Linked DNA regions of Mus musculus: region 1 is linked to region 2. The links are chromatin loops, found by intact Hi-C in ENCODE. Cell type or tissue: left cerebral cortex. All regions are shown on one strand. Each heading gives the region's core, and the rest is flanking DNA. Links, peaks and the distances in the headings are about the cores only. Region 1 has its middle 82 kb from the start of Gc. Region 2 overlaps Slc4a4 (solute carrier family 4 (anion exchanger), member 4).

Region 1 (16,175 bases), core at 3,448-11,447, 450 kb before region 2:
ATCGTTGGCAAGTAAACCTGCCAACATTTCTAATTACCCCCACATAAAATTGAGTGTCTTTGAAGAGTGTTAAGTATTGCTACCATAACAAGAACAAGGCTCATTTAAATAGTACTGTCCTTTCTGCCTCCCTGAGCCTTTCAAACAATCTGAAATTGACACAAAGAAAAATTTAATTTGTTATCTCCACCACTGAATGGCTGTTAAGATTCTTCTAGTTTCCTCAGGTATAAAATGGGAAAGTAACAGTGTCTATTTCTTAAAGTATAAAGTATCTATTTAAATAAGATACCACAAGGAAAGCTGCTATAAATATCCATTACTTTTGTTATTGGTGGTTTATTCTGTATGTGTGTCTGTATGTGTGTGTGTTTGTGTGTGTGCATGTGTGTGTGTGTAAGTGTGTGAGTATATGTGCGTGAGTGTGTGTGTGTGCTATGATTTTCCTTCATAGCATCTCGGCCCTTTCTTGTTATTAGCCTCATTCTAACTTTCGCATGGCATTGGCCTTTGTTTTGATATTTATGGTCAGAAACCAGTGGCTACTGACTGATTTTTTTTTTTTTAATGTTCAAAGAACACACAGCAAAGCCATGAACCCAGAAATATGTCATGGAATCCTTTCTAATATAGACTGCTACAAAAAGTTCAAGTATCAGACTTGTAAGTCTGAGAGCCTAGATCTAGGTCTTGACTTTAGCCAAAATCCTCACTGAAATCCCTTAACAGGGCCTTCTCTGGGCTGCTTGCTACACTCCTCAGCCTGTAGATTACCATCCTCAGCCTCTAGATTACCATCCTCAGCCTCTAGATTACCATCCTCAGCCTGTAGATTACCATCCTCAGCCTGTAGATTACCATCCTCAGCCTGTAGATTACCATCCTCAGCCTGTAGATGATTACCATCCTCAGCCTGTAGATGATTACCATCCTCAGCCTGTAGATTACCATCCTCAGCCTGTAGATGATTACCATCCTCAGCCTGTAGATGATTACCATCCTCAGCCTGTAGATGATTACCATCCTCAGCCTGTAGATTACCATCCTCAGCCTGTAGATGATTACCATCCTCAGCCTGTAGATGATTACCATCCTCAGCCTGTAGATGATACCCATCCTCAGCCTGTAGATGATTACCATCCTCAGCCTGTAGATTACCATCCTCAGCCTGTAGATGATTACCATCCTCAGCCTGTAGATTACCATCCTCAGCCTGTAGATGATTACCATCCTCAGCCTGTAGATTACCATCCTCAGCCTGTAGATTACCATCCTCAGCCTGTAGATTACCATCCTCAGCCTGTAGATTACCATCCTCAGCCTGTAGATGATTACCATCCTCAGCCTGTAGATTACCATCCTCAGCCTGTAGATGATTACCATCCTCAGCCTGTAGATTACCATCCTCAGCCTGTAGATTACCATCCTCAGCCTGTAGATGATTACCATCCTCAGCCTGTAGATTACCATCCTCAGCCTGTAGATTACCATCCTCAGCCTGTAGATTACCATCCTCAGCCTGTAGATTACCATCCTCAGCCTGTAGATTACCATCCTCAGCCTGTAGATGATTACCATCCTCAGCCTGTAGATTACCATCCTCAGCCTGTAGATGATTACCATCCTCAGCCTGTAGATTACCATCCTCAGCCTGTAGATGATTACCATCCTCAGCCTGTAGATTACCATCCTCAGCCTGTAGATTACCATCCTCAGCCTGTAGATTACCATCCTCAGCCTGTAGATTACCATCCTCAGCCTGTAGATGATTACCATCCTCAGCCTGTAGATTACCATCCTCAGCCTGTAGATGATTACCATCCTCAGCCTGTAGATTACCATCCTCAGCCTGTAGATTACCATCCTCAGCCTGTAGATTACCATCCTCAGCCTGTAGATGATTACCATCCTCAGCCTGTAGATTACCATCCTCAGCCTGTAGATTACCATCCTCAGCCTGTAGATTGCCACTAAGGAAGACTACAGTCTCTTAAAGACTTAAAGTGAGCTTCCACTCATGGCAAAAAAAAAATTAATAATAATAATCTACAAATACAAGTAAGCAAATGATACCTCATCTAGATTACATGTGTGCACGTGGCTGGTCCTTTAATTGGCCCTGTTAATACACTGATTAGTTATAAGAAAAAAATATCATTATATAGCTTGAAGAGTGTCCCCATGTCCTCTTATGGTGGTGGTTTATTTTTATTTAAATATTGTGTGTGTGCCTGCTACATGGTGCCCATACAGGCAAGAAAAAGGAGTCTGGTGCTAGCACAGGAATTACAGGCTTCAAGGTGGGTGCTGGGAAATGAACTTGGGCCCTCTGAGAGAGTAGCAAACACTCCTAAGCACTGTACTCTTCTCCAGCGTTTCGTGTACTGCTTTAGACAAGATATAAAATACAGAGGACCTCAGAGGAACCAGGACTTGGAAGTAAATACGATTCCTAGGGTCCGCCCTGATACTTTGTTCTTGAACGCTGCCACCGCCTTTTAAGGTACTTGATATGATAACCCAGCAGGATTAAAGAGAAGAACTGAGCAAACGCTGGCTATCACAGCTACCCTGACCGTTCCCTTACTCTCTCCACCAACCCCTTTTTAAAAAATCTATATTAGAACAAATCGTCCCATTCTCGTTTTCTGTTGTGATTCAGTGCTAAGCATACAACTTATTCAGCAGTGACACAGGTGCACAGAGATATCGTGTTCTGTGTAACAGGGTGAGCCCACATCAAGATATCAGTGCTCAGAGGGAGTGGTGGTGACCAGAGAACTTGGCCAAGCCCAGGGCAAATGAGGTGAGGACACCACCTGGACACTCCAGACTGCTCGGGTCATGGGAAAGCAAAAACTGGCAAGAGCAGAGTCTAGAAATGTCTCACATCTCTTAACCTTACAAGTCAACAGAGATGAAGACAAGAACCTGGAGGCTTAGCAGTCCTCTAAGATCTGAGGCTGGCTGGAGGGATGGAAACCAGGCAAAGAATGTACCAGACTGTCTAATGAGGCACTAGTAAGTGTCTGGCTCTTATACTGTTGGCTCTATTTGCCAAAATACACTTCAAATATACAAGTAAGACTTTTAATAACTGGGATTTTTATGTTTACACTATCTGTAGAAAGTGTCAGAAATACAAACTAGAAGAAAACGAAAGAACAAGAAGAGCGCTGGTTATATACTCTTTAGCTTGGAGAAATTCTACAATACAGATCAGATAACCAGTTTCTCCTTTCAGAAAATCATCAGGGACAGAGACCCAACCAGCTTCAGTGATCAGCCCAGAGCTGGCCTCATACATGATGTGGGAGTATTTGTCTTTGTTATTGTTGTGGACCACACAAATGAGTATACAGCCTCGAGAAAGCTCAAGATGGACTGCTATATGACCAAAGTGCTAGGTGACGAACCCTCTGCCTTGTGTCCCTCCTGACCTTCAAGTTGAAGTTGTGGATAAGTATATGAAAGAATTCAACAGCCTAAAATAAAAAGTAAGTCAAAAGATTACAAGATTGCTGTGTATCTATCCTACCGGTTGGTAGCCTGGAATATCCTAAACACCACACCAACTGTAGTAATTGCTACAGAATTGCTGAGTACCCATGACACAAGAGGGAGGGTGATAGGAGACATATAGGCCTAAAGTTGGTATCTACTATCCATGAAACCTGAAACAACTCACTTACTGTTTATTTTTCTTACTCATATGCTAGGTTATTGTCTCTAAAGTCTATTTCAGAGTAAGTTTCTTACTCTAAGCTGATCTTCGGGAGGAGAAAATCAGATTCAACGGGGTCAGCCAGCGTCCTTGATCTTCATCAATTCCCACACAGAGTTTTTCCCACCCTAATCCACATACTTTTCAGTGTGTGAACAACTAAACTGCTTACAGGAGATTTGCTGGTAACATAAATGCAAAAGAAGGATTCCAGAAAATTAACATGTCATCATCTTTTGTCAGAGCAATGTAGACTCACCAATTCAACACCCTCCTGAACTCGTTAACTAACAGCCTAAAAAGAAAAAGAAAAAAAAAATTAAGCAACTTAGAGTCAAGACACAAAACTTACAGAGTGTTCTGCCTCACCCAAGAATCTTACATGAAACAGTCTTTTGGCTTACTTTCAGGTCTTACATAATGGTGCCAGTGGCAAATGCTGACCAAACAAACCATCAATAGACAATAGCTAGTGAGTAGAGGTTCATTAAAGTAGAATTCCGTGATATATATCATGCCATTCTGTGATACGAAGGTTTATAGCAAGTGATTTTTCTAAGTTGAAAAGAACCACAAATTCATCAATGTGCAACTTTCAGGACAGCCTGGTAGTGACAGGAGATGATGAGTGTGGGGGTTGGGGTGGCCCTGAGTGAAGCTAAATAATCCCTGATCCCTAAAAAATCCCATCAGCATCGTCATTCCCCTGGGGTATTCCGTGTTCTCGCCACATTTAAAATTGCAAAGGCTATTCAGTTCAAATCACACCACCCTCCAGTCTAATAAAAGTTCTACCTAGTTTCAGTCAGATGGACTAACCATGCTCTACCCTTTGTCTCCCACTGAGTGTAACGTAAGACCTGCAACCCACAAGTAAATGTTTGAAGACTGAAAAGCACACAGCTGCAGGTAGAATAGAGGGAAGGGGGCTTCAAAATGGCGCTGGTTTGCAGTGGTCCACATTTCCACATTGATGTCCTATCCTAAACCCAAACCATCCTAAATCTCCAAACAGGATCAGCAAGAATACAAACAGGTTTTGATCAGTCCATCTCAGTTTTCAACTTGATAAGATCTAGAAACAACCCCTAGCTGGACCTCTGGGAATAGCCTGCTGAGGATGGTCTTGATTAGTGGAGGTTTGAAGATTCTGGATGGCACCATTCCCTGGACCAGCATCCTAGACTGTATAAAACAGAGAAACTGACTTAAGCATAAGCCATGGCTCCACCTGCTTCAGTCTCCTCCCTGCCTTGTCTTCCCCGTCATGATTGGCCTGTACTCTGAATTGTGAACCCAAATCCCTTCTTCCTCTGTTTCTTTTGTCAGAGTAGTTTATCATAGCAACAGAAGAATGGGTAATCGGGAACTTCAAGACAAGCATCATTATTGGGCTCCAGGTATGAGGAAGGAAGTACTTGCCAGAATTCCCAATTCTGAGGAAGAAGAAACTTACTTCCATGGGAAGAGATCTGATCCTAAGACATGAGAGGATGGGGTGAACTTCACAATCCCTCTACTGCTTATCTGGGGACATAAAAGTTTCAGGTAAAATAAGAGAGATACTAGCTGTCTGAGGAAGAAGAAATGGAAAAGGAGAATTTTAGGAAACTGGGAAATAGTGAGATCATTCAGAAGCAGGAGCATGGGGCCTTGCTTCCTGGGGTCATCCCCCACTGTACTTGCATGGGTCTGGACTTATGCATGCCAGAGACTCTGAAAACTAAACATCAGAGAGTTTCCCAGACTTTTAGACTGACCACCGAAGGGCACACGTAAGGTGTTAGGTGTAAATGTATGGCAAAGATTCTGAAAATAGACATAAAGAAGAGATTATTTTAACAGCTCATGAAGCTATTGGAACAGAAACGAGTGAGTACCACTAGGAAGTCTACATCATACAAAGTTAATAACACAAATGTAATATGTGGGCCAATTACTTTAAATCTATAAACTGTCTAACCCAAAGGCTCTCAATCTGTGGATCACGACCTCTTGGGAGTTGAATGACCCTTTCACAGGGGTTACCTTACAACTCTGGAATACATAGATGTTTACATTACAACTCATAACTCTCAAAATTACAGTTAAGAAGTGGTCATGAAAATAATTTTATGGCTGGAGGTCACCACAACATGAAGAACTGTATTAGGTTAGGAAGGTTGAGAACCACAGGTCCAAAATAACCTAACATGAAGCAAAAACAAACAAACAGAAACAAAACAAAACAAAAACCTATGGGTCTTGGTATTAAGATAATTACATTTTTAATGATAAACATATTAATAAAAATAAAGTCCTAGTCCCAGTTGAGTTCATTGGTAAGTTCTGCAAAATATCAAAAGAAAGAGTTACAGAGATTCTATGAAATGTCTTGAAAAGCCAGAAGCTAGGAGGATGACTTTCCAGCTTAATTTGTGAGGCTAGCTTTACCCTAGTATCAAAATCAAGTAAGGACCACAGCGGAGGGACTATAGTCATGGTCCTTGGGGCACTGCCATCACTCACGCTGTCAAGAGACTTTTCAGTGATTCTGATTTTGAGTCACACTTGCTTCCGTAAGTAACCCCATATCCCTGTAACTTAAATAACCCCAATAAACTCACTGGTTCACCAGGAGGGAAAAGGATAACATTTAAAAAAAACCAAAAATATAAACCAATCTCCCTCAGAAAATTAGATGTAAAAATCCTCAGTAAAATATTAACAAATTAAATGCAGCAGCACACACACCTTCTCTCTCTACCCTCTCTCCTTCTCTCAAATTCACCATGACTAAATGATGTTTATCCTAAACATGCATGGCTGGCTCCATCTTCAAAACTGAGTCATTATATTTATCCATTTTGACTGTCCATAAAGAAGCACAAAATAATGTCAATCCAAGTTCTAAAAATAGTCAATCAAATTATCATTTCATAATAAAACTTACAGGAAATTATGAATAGAAAAAAAAAACCCTTTCTCAACATGATCCTGATAATAGCCTAGTTAGCTGTCAGACTGAGTGCTTTCTTCCCTAGTATTAGGAGTAAAGCAAACACAGGGTTCTCACCACCCTTCTGCAACACCATAAAGGAAATCCTCGAGAGTGCAAGAACTTACAAAATGACTAAATGTGTAGACTGGAAAAGGTGAAGCTTTCCCTCTTGGCAGGGAACATGACTGTCTGTATAGAAAGCTTCAAACAATCTGTTAAAACATGAGAATTTTCTGGTAACTACTAAGTGACTTAACAATAGTTTTAGTACACCTGGACAACACATAAATGTTTGTCCTACTTCTATGTACAGCAGTGACCAACTGAAAAAGCATATTTCTTTTTACCAATTAGAGCATCTTCTGAGTATATGCCCAGGAGAGGTATTGCTGGATCTTCCAGTAGTACTATGTCCATTCTGAGGAACTGCCAGGCTGACTTCCAGAGTGGTTGTACAAGGTTGCAATCCCACCAGCAATGGAGGAGTGTTCCTCTTTCTCCACATCCTCGCCAGCATCTGCTGTCACCTGAATTTTTGATCTTAGTCATTCTGACTGTGTGAGGTGGAATCTCAGGGTTGTTTTGATTTGCATTTCCCTGATGATTAAGGATGCTGAACATTTTTGCAGGTGCTTCTCAGCCCTTCGGTATTTCTCAGCTGAGAATTCTTTGTTTAGCTCTGTGCCCCATTTTTTTTAAATGGGGTTATTTGAATTTCTGGAGTCCAGCTTCTTGAGCTCTTTGTATATATTGGATATTAGTCCCCTATCAGATTTAGGATTAGTAAAAATCCTTTCCCAATCTGTTGGTGGCCTCTTTGTCTTATTGACGGTGTCTTTTGCCTTACAGAAGCTTTGTGATTTTATGAGGACACATGCTCCACTATGTTCATAGCAGCCTTATTTATAATAGCCAGAAGCTGGAAAGAACCCTTAACAGAGGAATGGATATAGAAAATGTGGTACATTTACACAATAGAGTACTACTCAGCTATTAAAAACAATGAATTTATGAAATTCTTGGGCAAATGGATGTATCTGGAGGATATCATCCTGAGTGAGGTAACCCAATCAGAAAAGAAGTCACTTGATATGCACTCACTGATAAGTGGATATTAGCCCAGAAACTTAGAATACCCAAGATACAATTTGCAAAACATAAGAAAATCAATAAGAAGGAAGACCAATGTGTGGATACTTCATTCTTCCTTAGAATAGGGAACAAAATACCTATGGAAGGAGTTACAGAGACAAAGTTTGGAGCTAAGACAAAAGGATGGACTATCCAGAGACTACCCCACTCAGGGATCCATCCCATAATCAGCCACCAAACCAGACACTATTTCATATGCCAGCAAGATTTCGCTGAAAGGACCCTGATATAGCTGTCTCGTATGAGGCTATGCCAGGGCCTGGCCAATACAGAAGTGGATGCTCACAGTCATCTATTGGATGGAACACAGGGCTCCCAATGGAGGAACTAGAGAAAGTACCCAAGGAGCTGATGGGGTCTGCAACCCAATAGGTGGAACAACAATATGAACTAACCAGTACCCCCAGAGCTCGTGTCTCTAGCTGCATATGTAGTAGAAGATGGCTTAGTCGGCCATCATTGGGAAGAGAGGCCCCTAGGTCTTGCAAACTTTATATGCACCAGTACAGGGGAACGCCAGGGCCAAGAAGTGGGAGGGGGTGGGTAGGGCAGCAGGGCAGTGGTGGGGTGGGGTACAGGGAACTTTCAGGATAGCATTTGAAATGTAAATAAAGAAAATATCTAATAAAAAAGAAAGAAAAAAAGAAAAAGCATATTTCTTAGGCAGTATCATTTATAGTAACTAAGAAATTAATATTGTATATAAGGTCCTGGAAATTGATTATAACAAATGCTGATGAAAGATAGCAGAAAACATTTTAATCTAGAGACAGATCAGGTTCACTGGTGGGAAAACTCAAGGGGAGAGAAGGTGTGAATTGCCCCATGGAGATCTACTGATATGAGCCAGCTGCAATTAGAATCACTACTCACTGGTTTTTGCTCACTTGGCTGACTGTATTGTTTACGTGGAAAGGCACCAAAACATCTTTGTTCATCTTGAAGGAGCAATCAAATTAAACACACGCGCACACACACACACACACACACACACACACACACACACACACACAGTGTTTTAAAGGCTTCTTATAAAGCAACCATCAGCAAGACATTGTGGTGTTGGCAAAAATCTAAAATCAATGTACACAACAATAAACCCACACAAAGGCGATCAATTACTTTTCGGTAAAAGTTTAAATACGAGCCAGTAGGGAAAAGACAGTCATAAATCAACTGGTACAGAAACAACTCTATCTTCTGGGCAAAATTACCTTTCCCTAAATTATATACTTAATACATTGATTAGCTCAAAAGTGATGGTGCATCATCATCGCAAGCTTTCAGAAGCGCACATATGTGTGTAAGCTAAAATCATAGACTTGCACACTAAACTATTATACTGTAGGTAAATCTCAAAGATTAAATTTAAAAGAAGTTATCCTTTGATTCTTACTAGTAATGATTAGATAACAAAGATTAGAAAACAAAAAATCAAAGATTTTTTTTAAAGGATTTCAGTGAGTTAGTAAAAATTTAACTACATTTAAACCTTTGGCTCCTAAAATTTTCTCTCAAGGACAAAATGCCAATTTTCCCTATAACACTTGTTGGATATTGCCCTCAGTAAGATCCTAGAACTCATTATGTTTACAGATTAAGTGGACCTGCTAAGGGTGTCCATTATGAACCCAAGAGTATGGGTAGAAAAAAGCTGACGCTGAGGATGGGTCCTCACGCGTATTCAGCAGGCTGAGATCTCAAGGGCATCCAGGTCACAGGGATATAACATTAGTACCGTGGCACCATGACTCCAACCTTAGGCTATTCAGACTTAAAAAACCTCCTATTGTGGAAAGTGGAGAGACTAGAAAACAAAACAAGAGGTCAAAGTGCCTAAGGACTTTGAAGTGATTTAAAGCACTGACTATCCAATACTGCTGATCTGTTGTGTGTCACTGATGCTATAATTGGGGGCCCTGTGATCCATCCAATAGCTGACTGTGAGCATCCACTTCTGTGTTTGCTAGGCCCCGGCATAGTCTCACAAGAGACAGCTATATCTGGGTCCTTTCAGCAAAATCTTGCTAGTGTATGCAATGGTGTCAGCATTTGGAAGCTGATTATGGGATGGATCCTGGAGATTCCACCTCACACCAGTCAGAATGGCTAAGATAAAAAATTCAGGTGACAGCAGATGCTGGCGAGGATGTGGAGAAAGAAGAACACTCCTCCATTGTTGGTGGGATTGCAAGCTTGTACAACCACTCTGGAAATCAGTCTGGCAGTTCCTCAGAAAATTGGACATAGTACTACAGGAGAATACTGCAATACCTCTCCTGGGCATATATCCAGAAGATGTTCCAACCGATAAGAAGGACACATGCTCCACTATGTTCATAGCAGCCTTATTTATAATAGCCAGAAGCTGGAAAGAACCCAGATGTCCCCCAACAGAGGAATGGATACAGAAAATATGGTACATTTACACAATGGAGTACTACTCAGCTATTAAAAAGAATGAATTTATGAAATTCCTAGGCAAATGGATGGACCTGGAGGGTATATCCTGAGTAAGGTAACCCAATCACAAAGGAAATCTCACAATATGTACTCACTGATAAGTGGATATTAACCCAGAAACTTAGGATACCCAAGATATAAGATACAATTTGCTAAACACATGAAACTCAAGAAGAATGACAACCAAACTGTAATGCTTTCTAATGGACTTTCTCAATGCCTGTGTTCCAGATACTCAGGGTAAGACACACCAACCTTCTCATCCTCTCTCTCTCATTAGTGTTTGGGAGAGATAATAAAATTCATATATCCAGAACATTTGTGATTTAAACCCAACCTTCTGTGTAGCATTGTAATGTCATCATTTTCTTTTCCACTCATGAAAAAATAGACAGTAGTGTGATAATCTAATGTATTTATTTCAGCCATGCCATGGAACCCTCAAGCTTCCTGAGTTTTTCTGTATTTTAATGCATAATTTATCACCATCTGTGTCTGATTAGGTGTGAGGTCACAAAGTCCAGATTTCTGCCGTGCACCTACAGATGAGACTCACCTTCTTCTTGTCATAGCTTTGCCAATCCCCTTACCAAGTCTTCTCATCTCGGTCACATATAGAATCTCTTCATGTATAATTGCCCCAGCTCTCCCTCAGTCTGAAAGTAGGCACCTCCTCCTCTCACCAAATCATAGCTGACACAAGACTTTATTCTTCAAAAGACCAGTTTCACTAGAGTACAAGCTACCCTAGTCAGACATGATTTTTATTCTTGTCACTGCCTGGCGCGAAGTTATGCTCACTAAGAACCTGTCAGATAAGGAGGCTTATGGGGCATATAGTGATTGCCATGCAGAGAAGTAGAAATCCCTGCTCCCCAAACCACCAGCCATTCTTGAGCCCCTCACTGAGTTCGTAGGACCTCTTCATCCATCCCTCTGAGAATCCTCAGTTTCACTTTATTCTGTCTGTGAGAAAACAAGCCAGTTATCCCATCATGACCTTTCAAAAATGCTGCTGGGACCACAGAAAACAGAGCTTTTTTACATCGCTTTGCACGACCCTTGCCCTTCTTTATTCCAAATTGAGGGCTCCAGCAAGAGATTTTATTTCACGTTTGGGCAAGACAAGTGCTTACTCCCAAACCCCAAAGCCCTAACAACAAAGTGATAGGGAAAAATCCATTTTTAGCATCACAAAGTTCCAAGGGAAAGGTTGAGGTTTCAGTGTTTTTTTTTTTTCTTAAACATTTCAAAGCAGGCAAACTGAAGCTGTTCCTGTTACTCACTGTTACTCACTGATAAGTGGATATTAGCCCAGAAACTTAGGATACCCAAGATATAAGATATAATTTGCTAAAAACATTAAACTCAAGAGAACGAAGACCAAAGTGTGGACACTTTGCCCCTTCTTAGAATCGGAAACAAAACACCCATGGAAGGAGTTACAGAGACAAAATTTGGAAGTGTGACGAAAGGATGGACCATCTAGTGATTGCCATATCCAGAGATCCATCCCATGATCAGCTTCCAAATGCTGACACCATTGCATACACTAGCAAGATTTTGCTGAAAGGACCCAGATATAGCTGTCTCTTGTGAGACTATGCCAGGGCCTAGCAAACACAGAAGTGGATGCTCACAGTCAGCTATTGAATGGATCACAGGGCCCCCAATGGAGGAACTAGAGAAAGCACCCAAGGAACTAAAGGGAATTGCAACCCTATAGGTGGAACAACAACATGAACTAAGCAGTACCCTGGAGCTCTTGTCTCTAGCTGCATATGTATCAAAAGATGGCCTAGTCGGCTATCACTGCAAAGAGAGGCCCATTGGACTTGCAAACTTTATATGCCCCAGTACAGGGGAACGCCAGGGCCAAAAAGGGGGAGTGGGTGGGTAGAGGAGTGGGGGTGGGTGGGTATGGGGGACTTTTGGTATAGCATTGGAAATGTAGATGAGCTAAATACCTAATAAAAAATGGAAAAAAAAAAAAAAAGCAGGCTGAGCAAGCCATGGGGAGCAAGCCAGTAGGCAGCACCCTTTCATAGCCTCTGATTCGGTTTCTGCATCCAGGCTTCTGTCTTGAGTTCCTGACTTCCCTCAGTGATGGAGAAGTTGTAAGCTGAAATGAACCCTTTTTTCCCAAGGTTGCTTTGGGTCAGGGTGTCTTAGGTTTCTGCTGCTATGATAAACAGCATCCCAATCACGGGTGAGATCACAGCTCCCCAATAACATAAAAATACAGCATGAGAAAGCATACGTCCTTATAGATTCACAGGCATCACACCCTCTTCTCTGAACCTTTGCATAGGTGACTTTAGATCGCCTCAAATTGCTATTACTTTGTTAAATGTCCTAGACAAAATACCCTGTGGCAACGATTATTAGTAACATTTCACCACTGGCCCTTCCTTGTACTCGTTTGTCAATTAAAATTCAACTGAGAGCACAAAGTATGGTTTATACCCAGAAGTCTGAACATTTGTAGTACTGTTTCCAAACTCATACATGCTAGGAGGGAAGTGTTTTCCAAAAGTGCAATTTATACACTTGCGATACAAGGCTGCGATATAAGGAATAAATACATAATGTGTATTATGCAAGTAAGCAGGGCGTGCTACTGATCTGAAGTTCCCGTGGCTGAACACAGGTGCAGAATTTAGGTCCCAGTTCTGGAAAGCAGTAGCATAGTTCCTGGCCTCCTGATACATTCCCTGGGTTTGATTTGATTCCTGGCAAAACAGAAACAAAGCTGTGTGGTGTGTCTACGTCTGACTATCGTAGTTGGTAAATAGGAGGGTACAGATGGGAGAGTGGAGAGAGTAGCAGTCTCAAATGCAGGTCAAGTAACTGAAGAAGAACAGCACACATTTCTCTGGGGAATGAAAAGAACCACGGGGTGTACTTTGTGGTGTCTAATGATTCCCAAGCATGTGCCCAGCCCTGGGTGTGGTTAGGCTATCTCGTGTCACTAAAGTGAAGAAACCTGATTTTTCCTCTCCCAGCAGCTACCAAACGCAGGTATCTTCTTGGTTAGGGATGAGACTCTGTGTCCATTTCTCTTTCATTGCTTGGGTTTTGTCTGGTTTGGACTATGCAGGTCCTGTGACACTGTCATAGTCTCCACCAGTCCGTATGATCATTAGTTCCCTTGTGTCTGAAAAATGCTGTTTCTTTGGAGTTGTCAACACCTCTGGCTCCTACAGCCCTCCTGACTTCTCATCTGCATAGATCCCCAAGATAAAGATTCGGCATCTAAGCCCTGGTCCTGTGCTTGGTGGTGCACACCTTAATCCCAGCACTTGGGGGGCAGAGAGTTAGATCTCTGAGTTTGAGGCCAGCCTGGTCTATAGAGCAAGTTCCAGGGAAAGCCAGGACTGCACAGAGAAACTTTGTCTTAAAAACAAAACACAAAACAAATAAGCAAACAATTGTAAGGTATCCAATACTAGAATTTGAGGGTGAGCATTATTTTGAGTGTACATACCCTCACTCCCCCACTGTACAGATGTTCCTTGATGTACAGTGGAGTTACTTCCTAAGGACACCACTGGAAGTCAACTATCATTCTTATTATAATACAGCTGAGCTATGAATCACCATGACTTAGCAACAGTCCACTGCAGCATTGGTTGTTTATCTTCATAATTGGTGCTGGCCAGAGCTGCAGCAATGTCACAAGAGAGCACCCACCAATCATGTGTCCTAGCCAGGGGACAGAGCACAAGTGAGAGAAAAATCTCTTGCATACCACAGTGAAGTCAAAAGATTATAAATGGAACCTTTGTTAACCCAGAGAACGTCTGTGTGTTAGTCTTACACATCATGAGAGTCAAAAAATACATTTAAGAAACTACAAGAATAAAAAAGACTGCCTTTCCTGTGCTTAAATACAATGAGTGCTGTCTGGACACATATTTTCTGGAAGGAGAGGCAAAGACTTCATGTTTAATTAGCAGCCTTTTGGAAAACAGAGCAGCAGAAACTGCAGTGGTTCCCATGTAGCTAAGGGAGATGTGTTCTTTAGAGCTAACACACCGATATCCTGAAAATGAAGCAATCTTGCCCTGACTTAATCAAGAGAGGAGTGAATACTAGTCTTGTCATGTGACACAGTTCCAGACAGCCCAAAGCCTTGAAGTAGAAAGATTTTTTTACACTTTGTCCAGGACTCCCATAGAACCACAGTACTCTAAGAATAGGACACAGACAACATAAATCTTCCTAAGAGGAGCTGTGTTTAATGATATGCAAAAGTAAAATATTATTCTTACAATTTCCATACTTAACACAAAATCTCATACTTATGCCTCACCTTATCCAGTATGGCCAACCCAGTTTTCCCTTTTTTCAATAAAGGAGTGGAGATGTTTATTTAAATAAAAATTGTGAGATACAGAATTAGAATATTTACATCATATGCCATCTTGGGTCCAGCGTGTATGGATAGCTAAACAAACATCTATGATAATCTCAAGATGAAGAATGATATATAGAATAATAGAATTAACTGGCCTAAGGAGTGCCAGGAACCTTAGAAATCTATGTTTTTATTTGAAAATTCCTTAAAAAAGAAGCAAAAATAGGATGGATTTGGTCTTGAAAGCAGCCCATTCTCTGAGGGAAAGTTCTCCAGGGCCAACAAATGGAAACCCATCCATGGTTTTGTCATTCAGTCATCAATTTTAATTTGATTAATAGAACTCTCTAGAAACCAAGTGATAAAAGTTGGCCATTTCAAAGATGAATCTTGCCTTTTGCTATAGTTTCTTTGTAACAGCAGAAGTATGGAAGTAACAGAATATGGGACAATTCCCCACAGGTGTTCAATAAAATTTATCTCAGTAGACATTAGGAAATCTTTGTTTCAGTGAAGATATGATTTTTTTTTAGCTGCTCAGATAACCTATGTCCTTGGAATCTTGATTCTTTTTCTCAAGGACGATGAGCATGACCTAAACCATGGATTACCCTGGGGATTCTTTTAGTTATGAACCCTCCAAGCTTTGGCTGGGCATAAGAGTTCTGTCATAAACTGAATTGTATGCTCTTAGGGAGAAGTGGCATACACTAGCAAAGATGACTGAATTTTGTTGTTATTATTTTCTTATGTATGAAGCCGGGTAACCTGGACTCTCCCAGTTTCCAGTACTTTGGAAACGATAAGCACTGTAGACCTGAAGACATGAACCCTTTTGAGGGTGGCACAGAGTCACCACAAACGTGCGCTCCTGAATTACATCACTGAATACAGGAGTCTCTCCAGCTGTCTCACTCATCTCTGGATTCTTACAAGAAAGAAGGAAACAAAAAGAGTTAGATCTTATTTAATGACATAAGATTGGCTCAGCTTCATTAGAATTATACCTAATATACGAAGTGTTGATTAAATAATCTCTAGAGAACATGCCAGTTCTGAGTTGTGCTCTATGTAGTGGATGAAAAAGCCTTGATTTAGGATGAGACCAGAGAAGATTGCCTCATTATCCTGCCAGGGATGATCACAGACAAACACACAGGTTGAAGCTTCAGATCAATTTTAAATGATTGTCTCTCTCTTATTTCTCAATAGCCCAGGCTGAAAGGCTTCTTTATTCCATCTTTTAATTGCTGTGTTAACCACTTTCAATGGCTTTCCATTTTACTAGCAGGCAGGACGACAACAGAGTGCCTTCATTTCAAAGGCTATCTTCAAATTCCCACGGGCATTTAGTAAAGTTTCATTCTCCTCAGGCATAATCCTCTGAGGAGATTAGATCACTAAAAGGACACCCCCCCTCCCAACTCCCAAACAATATTGGGCAGGCAGGGAAGGCTTGTAGTGATATGAAGTTTGGAAGCTAAAGCCCTCAGCTC
Region 2 (8,000 bases), core at 1-8,000:
GAAAAGAGAAGTAGGATCAGGGTGCGGACCTGCGACTACCTGCTAAGACACACCAACATCCCCAAGTCAGGCAGTGAGACCAGTGTAAGCTGGACACGGGTGACATGGAAGTCAGAGAGAGCAGACAAGCCCACCGGAAAACTGAGAAGGACGGAGATGGGAAAGCCAAAGTTGGATTTGGCCAATAGGGAGGATGCAGGTGCCTATTACAGACCCCCTTGAAACAGGCCACTCTCGGTGCTGGGGGAGAGAGGAACAGAGAGGGTGCTCGTCTGTTCCTTCTTCTGTTTTTTACCTTCCTCCAGTGAGGAGGAGAGTAAATATTAACTGAGTATCTACTGTGCACCCTGCATACTTCCAGACACCAGGGACACACAAACCACGTCTACCTTCTCGAAGACATCTTCTGGTGCTCAGGGAACAGTCCAAAGTGCAAGGAGCCACCGGCTACCCAGCATTTGTGCACACAGATAAGGAGGACGTCGCAATGAGAACATTTTCCTAAACTCCTCAGAAGCACGACAGAATCCCAGAGCACTGCATGTACCCTAACTTTTTTTTTTATCCTCCCTCCGGAAAATAGAACTAACCCCAGGTCAGTCAGCATGCTGAGTCCAACACAACCGACTGTAGACGCCATTTTGGACCCTCTTATCCATCAGGCAGGATCTTAAAGCATCCTGTTGTCTCTTGATATATTTTCTAAACCTAGATATCGAAGCTTGTTCCAAAAATTATATGCCACATGTAAAGCAAAAGGGAAGCAAGAAACCCAAGAGATTGGAAGGGAAGGTAAAAAGGTCAGCACCCAAGCCCTCCGGCCAAGTTGAGAAAACAACCCAACCCCACCGTCTGAGCACGGAGTGGGGGTCACGCTGGGTGCATTCCTTGGCTCTTTGGTGCATATTTCACATTCCCGTCAAGACTATACATAGCAAGTCATCAGAGCCTCGTTTTCTCTGACGGCTCATACAGAATGCCCACAAATAGGCCTCTTCTCTGCCAAAAAGGAGCGAGTGAAACAGGGCAAAAGCACACAGCCTGGCGGCGTTCCTCTTCCTCAAGAGCAAAGTCATCCTGATGCCTTTGGCCTTCTGCACGGGGCAGAGGCAGTCCCTCCTCTTTACATGACAAATATCAGTTATTCAGCCTTACATTTCTTAGCAGTTGCTGGCTATTATTAGTAAGACAGAGAGAGATACCATGTAAAGTGGCTGACCTAACCAGTTCCCCCCTCCCTCTATAAATCACTAGGAAGAAATTAACTCATCCAGTCCGTAATCAGGCCCCCAAATCTGTCCTTTAAAATGTCCTTCGCACGTGCCCTGCATTTGCTGAAATCAGAGAAGGAAGCATACTGTTGCTCACATAGCCAGCGTGAGGCAAAATGCAGAGTGGCTCTGGAAGCTCCTTACCAGCCTCAGGGGTGAGGGAGGGCAAGCTTCATATCACATGGCCTCTGATTGGAGAAGTTAAACCCCTTCTATACAAGTCCAGACCCATGGTGAGGGGAAAAGGTGGGGGGAGGGGGTTCTAAATCTCCATTTTTCTGGGATAGCAAAATGCTTTAACTGGAACCCATGTCAAATCATCTGCCAAATGGGCAGGTTCTCACCAGCCGGTCCTAATCACGGAGCAGGCCTGTGAGGGTGACTTAAGTCCGGCACGAGAAACATTTGTGCAAAACTGTCAGCCACTAGGCCCAGAGCACCCATCCACATTCCAGCCCTCTGAGATCCCACCCCCCCTGAGCCCTTGCCAACTGCCAACGTGCTCGCAGACTAGTACTCACAGCGCAAGCAGCTGCCACTCAGCCAGTCAGCAAGTGGCAGGCCGCCAGCGCACAAGCTTCAAGAGCACCAGCCTGCTAGTCCCAGGGCTGTTAAAGGTTGAAGGTCTACGGGTATGCTAGCCTTTAGATTCGCCTCACTTGCCCTCCTGTCTCCCTCTCCCATGCTTCCCTATCGCGCCTCCCACGGTAGCAGTTCACTCGTCTCTATGGTAACAGCATCTGGTTTCAGAGTTAGAACTTCATGCAGCACAGTTCTCTCTTAGCCTGGGGCTTTTGCCAAGAGGTGCACTAGCAAAAAGGCTGCTGCCTGAGTTGGAGCCACCTGTTTCCCTGTCACCCCGGGAATGACAGTTATGCTGCGTGTCCTCGGATTGTGGCATCTATTTTGTGGAACGAACACTTTAACCTCAGCATGCTCTCCACAGTATAGAGGGGCTGTGCTAGAGCTGGCAGCCAGCGGTATCCAGAGCCAGCCTATCTCCCCCACAGTCTCTGTTGTCAGGGACTTCTGCCTGCTTCCAGAGGTGGCACCAGGGAGCAGAATGACTCCGGCTGTCAGCATGTCCAAACTAGAGTTTGACATCACTGGTTCAATCAGTGCACGCAGCTTCAATTTTATTAGTTAACCTTGTATTTAAACATTATATTCTATCCTCGCCATTTGGTTTGTTGATGACATCCAATGAACCCATCACCTCTCCATTTATAGAAGCTTTTCTGTACCCAGCATATGCTAAACAATTCTGCACTCACATGCCCTGAGGCACAGATATGTATAAAACGTGGAAAAATACCGAGAGTGAAGACTTTTATATCAGCCATTGCTGTTGTGGTAATTATGAACAGTGTTGCTGGGGAATTTTGCTTACAGTCTAAAGGTATCACAAAGCTCAAACCTCAAAACTAGGCTCTCCCGGCTCTTTGGCTGACCTTAAGTCAGATAAAAGATAGAACATAGCACACCACAGATTTCTACTCCAGAACAGCACAAAAATGCCTAAACAATGTTCCCCTGTCCTCCTCACTTCTAAGAGGTAGAGAATCATTCTTTATTATAAGCTCGCTGCAAACACGATGTTTTCTTTTGTTTTTTGTTTTTTTGTTTTTTTTTTAACCAACAGCATTTTTATCGGTGCTTTTGTTACTTTGTAAAATGTGCTGTCCGTATTTGCGAGGTGTATATAAAGAGCAACATACAGCTGTCAGAGTCCTGGGTGACAGAGCCATCTCAGCTCTGTAAAGTGCACTGCCATCTTTTGGCAACATGTGTTCACTACAGCCGATGGATGGCAAGAGGAGAAGGAAGGAAAGTTTGTAACCATTCCCTTCCCAAGTTCACAGAGGTCCCTGGGGGGCCTTGTGTCCCCACAGGAAGTGAGGAAGAACAACGGTGGTCACTGGCTTAACCATGCACAGTGCTGAAGCTCTGGAGAGATATATTAAGAAAAGGAAGAGAGAGATCGGCACAGCAAAGCTGACAAACGTGGTTGATCACAGCTTTGTCTCCCACAGACCAACAGGTCACATGTAGAGTAAGCCGCCCTCCCAACTCAGGAGCTCCCTAATCAGCCTGGTCATTGACACAGGCCGAGGGCCAGGGAAACGTGGCCCCACATGAAATCAGATTTTAGGCTAAAGTAAAAGTAAAACTGCAACCCAGAGCAGGAGCATGCTGCACATAATTCTAGACTTACAAACTGCCTTACAAGTTCCTTTGTACTCTTGGACACTTGTCCCGGAGAAATGAAAGCTTACATTCATACAGAAACCTGTCTGTGAGTGTTCATGGTAGCTTTATTCCTAATAGCTAAGAACTAGACCTGGCCCAAGTACCTTTCTATAGGCAAATGGTTATGGTTTAAAAGCTATAGTTCATCCATATCATGGACTATGGCTTAGTGGTAAGCAAGGAGAAGCCACTGATTCACACACTAAAACAATGTATCTATAGGGGCTTATGCTAAGACAAAGACTCAGATGTTGTACAATTCATTTACATAACACTTCTGGAATGACAGCTTTTCCATATAAAGGACCCGACCTGAAGTTTCTTGGGATTAGAGACGGGAGTGTTGGTGGCTATGAATGAGTGGTACAGCAATGGATGTGGTCCCAGCTTAACTCTGCATCTTATCCTCCATGGTGACAGGAACATGGATCTACACAGATAATAAAAACATACAGACTGCAGACAGAGAGAGGAGAAGACGAATAAAACTGGGTAGATCTGAAGAGTTCCTTGAACTCCAGAAGTGGAAATACAAGTTATGCTATAGTTTTCTAAAGCGCTAATCAACATGGAGCAAAACTGGCCAAGTGTAGGGTTTGTCCTCCAAAAGTAATTTCTCTATTTCTCCTCAGCTATGCCTTCCAATCTACAACTGAGTCAAAATTCCAACTAAGATGTATTCACTTATCATCCTGGACATATTATTTTGCTTGGTGGTTAGGTGCAGATGGAATTGAGCGACACTGAGCGTAACCTCTTTAGTAACTGTGTCTTTGGACAGTGAACAAACCCCATTCAGCATCTCTTTCCAAGAAGCCTACAGCAGTTCATGCTGGTTAAATAAGTCCCTGAAATAACCAAGTCCAATTCATCGTAATGTTCCTACACGAAATTTGTAGGAACCAGATAAGATACTAAGATCTGAATAATCCATAAACCAAGGGCTAGAAATCCGTCCCAACGAGAGTTGGTTCGCATGTGTGCCTTTGAACTCTCCCCTTGAATCTTCTCCAAGTTGGGGCAGGGCCTCCCAAGCTCTGTGCCCAGGTTGCCACCTGAGCTCTGACAGTCTGGACCAGACTATTTAACAAAAGCCAAGGCCTGAAATGGCAAGAGGTCCATATGGGCTCTAGGGATAAGAAAGCCACTGGGATCCAAAGGGAGAGTCCTCTGCAAGGACATAGCATGCTATCGGTGAGACTGCTGGGAAGGACACCCATGCTAACCAGAGAATGACAGCCTGGTGCTGAGGACATTCCCCGGACTCAGTCTACACTCACGTTTAATGTTTAATGGGCTTCCTGGGTCTCATGTTGCCTGAAGCACCTGCTCTTTCAATGTCTTCTTAAGATTTTTCCTGCCAGGCAGAAGACAGAGGCTTCTCTCTAAACCCTTAACTCTGAACTGTCTCTCTTCGAGGAGTTTGGGGTGGGAATAGAAAGGTCCTAAGATAGGAGTCAGGCAAGATGACACAGGTAGTACTGCTCCACGAGAGAAGTTAGGGCCAAGCACAGCAGTGGACATGTCCCTCTACTGTCCCTTCCTCCTCTTCAGTGGCCATTCTCCACAGCCAGTAGCCAAGGAAAGAAAAGAGAGAAAGGAAGCTACCACGTATAATGATGGGGAAACAGATAGGCATAGCTGCAAGCCCATCATGTGAAGAAGGCACCTTCCAGTCAAGGGAGCTCTCTACAATGCTAGTCTTAAAGCAAGAGTGGATGGTGAGCTTCCTATCTCCCCACACCAGTACGTTCCAGTTTGTGCCACTGGCATCCGAAGCTTTCCTTCCCAACCCACTCATTCATAAAACAATTTAGCATCTACCTCCTTTTGAGTATCATTCATTGGTTCTTCTTTATAAGGACCTTCCTGTTGACTATAAGCTACTCAACCCAGAAGAAGAGGCTCAGCAGACATACACACACACACACATACACACACACACACACACACACACACACACACACACACACACCTTAGCTACTGCCTTCCCTAGCTTGCATGGGATGTACTTCTCTAATTAGCACATCAGATACCCAGAAGCCACATAAGAAGTCAGCGCGAGGCTCAGCCCTGCTCCTCAGACCTGCAACTGGACGAGTTAAAATCCCACAATGTGTACAAATACACCTACCAAGAAGCTACATGGCAGCTACTTTGCAAGTAGGACAAAGAGTTGACATGCCAAAGTAAACCTTAAGCTCTAGACATTTCAGCTCAGTCCGTGATTAGTTATTTGTAGTAGATAGGCCACTGGCTGCACCAATAAGTAAATGCCATATCACATTGACATTCATGTCAGTCTATGATTCTATCAACATTTACTTTAGATTCATGGATATTAACCTCAGGTTAGATTCAAGATGGCAGATGGGTAGGGACTCAAAAGCAGGGATTTTTTTTTTCAGGACACCAGGTTGGGAGTCAGCCACATGGCACCTGATCCGGTATAGCCTCTGCCCTGGTCACCTCTGACACACAGAACTGACATCAGCAGAAGTGCTTCCCCTCCCCCACTCTCACCACTATTGCAGCTCTACAGTTCACATCTTCCATCCCGAACAACCGACAGACTGGCAATAGCATGGCTGCCGGCATTCAGTGAAGCTCTTAATACGTTCCAGGCAACATGTTAAGAATTATCCATGCATTATTTCAATCTGGACACTTGCAGTTTGTCTGACTGACTTGTATAGTGCTGATGGAGCAGATATTAAGAACATCCGAGCTGTTCGTTCCTTTAACCAGTTGAGTATTAAATGTGGTTAGCATATGAAATAACGGGTTCTACTATGGCATCGTCATACACATAGATGTCCATCCTTTGCTCTGATTCCCTCCCCCAAGACGAGATTTCCCCATAAAATAGAGACAGCAGGGGTAGAAGTGAAGACCAAGTAAGGGTGCCTCTCGGCTCTCAGAGGGTCTCTACAATTTACGTACGTGGCATGCTATATTATTCAATCACTTCTGAAAGGCTTACCTCTCCTCTATACCTTATTTTCAGTTAGTTCCTTGACAACTTCCTACGTGTGTTGATAACACTCAATCCCACCTCCCCCAACCCTTCCCAAATCCACCCCTTTCCTACCACTCAGCAGTTGGTCTTTCTCCTCTTTCCATCAAGGTCAGTATGGGCTGCCCAAATAGTCTTGGATGTGTGGCCTTCTACTGGAGTGTGCTTGACTCTTAGGAAAAGAAGCTGTCCCTCCCCGTCTCAGCATCTAATTGCCAATAATAGCTCCTCGGCCAGGGGTAAAACTTCATGCCCACCCCTCTCTGTGCTGGCGTGCGGTCTGACTTTGGCTTCCGAGGGTCTGTGCATGCCGTCACACCCACTGTGAGTTCATGTGTGCAGCTGGCCTACTGTCTACAGAAGACAGTGTCCATCCCACCCTCTTCCATAACAACCTCTGAGCCTCTGGAGGGGTGGTGCAGTATATATATGAACATCCTTCAGTCTCTTGCTCTCCGCAACTTGGCCAGTTCTATGTCTCTGTTATTTACCATCTACTGTAAATAGAAGCGTCTCTGATGAGAGATGAGAGATTCAGTCATTTCTAGGTCTAACCATAAGTCATTAGGAGTTTCTTTAATAATACATCTACTTGGCAGAGTAACGGAGATGTGTCCTCACCTGAGCTCTTCTCATCTACTGGTTCGCATCATTTTGCAAGTACTTACCACTTACCAAGGTCTGTGACAAACACTGTACAAAGTGCAACATTACTATCGAATTCAATCTTTATAGAAATCCAATTTTTATACACCTGTATTATTTTCTGCACTCTTCAGTGTATATTTACACGAAGCGTCATTGTACCATGTCTATACAGCATGTAATATCCTTTGAGTGTATCCACTCCTTCTTAGGACTTTTCTTCATCCCCTTCTCACCTTGCCTTTCCCCTCCACATCACTACTTGTCCCTCCTCTGCTTTCTTGTTCATTCCCCACGCCCAGTTCTACATATGCATACAGGTGTGAGATTCTCACCCTTGTGAATCTGGCAGATTTCACTTGATAAGATCTCCAGCTCCACCCATATTCCCATAATTAATGTGATTTTGTTCTTGTTATAGCTGAATATAACTCCATTGTGTCTATATGCCGAATTTTCTTTATCCATTCATCTGTTGATGGGCAGCTACGCTGAGGCTGTTCATCATTTTGAACGCTTCTGCTGTAAATATGGGCACACGGGTATCCAGTAGTAAACTGGCTTTGATGCTTAGGGCTGTATGCCCAGAAGGGATAGAACTGTAGCAGGTAATAGTTCTATTTTTTTTAAGAAATCTCCCCATCAATTTTATAGTGATTGGCTCGGGAAATAATAACAAAAATTGGCAAATGAGATTGTATCAAATTAAAAGTCTCTACACCTCATGTAGTGGTACACGCCTGCAAACCCAGCACCCATTAGTGAGGCTAAAGGAACAAGATCTTGAATTTGAAGCTACTTAGTGATATCCCGCTTCA

The links. A loop is a pair of places that touch in the nucleus more often than their neighbours do. Peaks named below come from ENCODE experiments on the same cell type or tissue, not always from the same donor. Only the 100,000 strongest peaks of a DNase experiment are listed, where the experiment ranks them.
Region 1: it touches region 2 in a loop (5-fold over the local background); 17 of 42 quality-filtered maps call a loop at or near these places.

Annotation. Positions count from the first base shown.
Region 1 is chr5:89,368,157-89,384,331 of GRCm38, reverse strand. No RefSeq gene overlaps it. Among named protein-coding and RNA genes, the nearest start is that of Gc, 82 kb to the left of the region's middle. In left cerebral cortex, for the core only: no CTCF peak of the experiment used is centred there; no DNase peak of the experiment used is centred there.
Region 2 is chr5:88,923,760-88,931,759 of GRCm38, reverse strand. All of the region lies in intron 1 of Slc4a4 (solute carrier family 4 (anion exchanger), member 4), which reads right to left. Among named protein-coding and RNA genes, the nearest start is that of Slc4a4, 40 kb to the right of the region's middle. In left cerebral cortex, for the core only: CTCF peaks have their summits at 2,315 and 3,050 (motif pointing left); DNase peaks (open chromatin) are centred at 1,056, 2,016, 2,613, 3,024 and 1 more place; H3K4me3 peaks cover 392 bases; H3K27ac peaks cover 2,339 bases.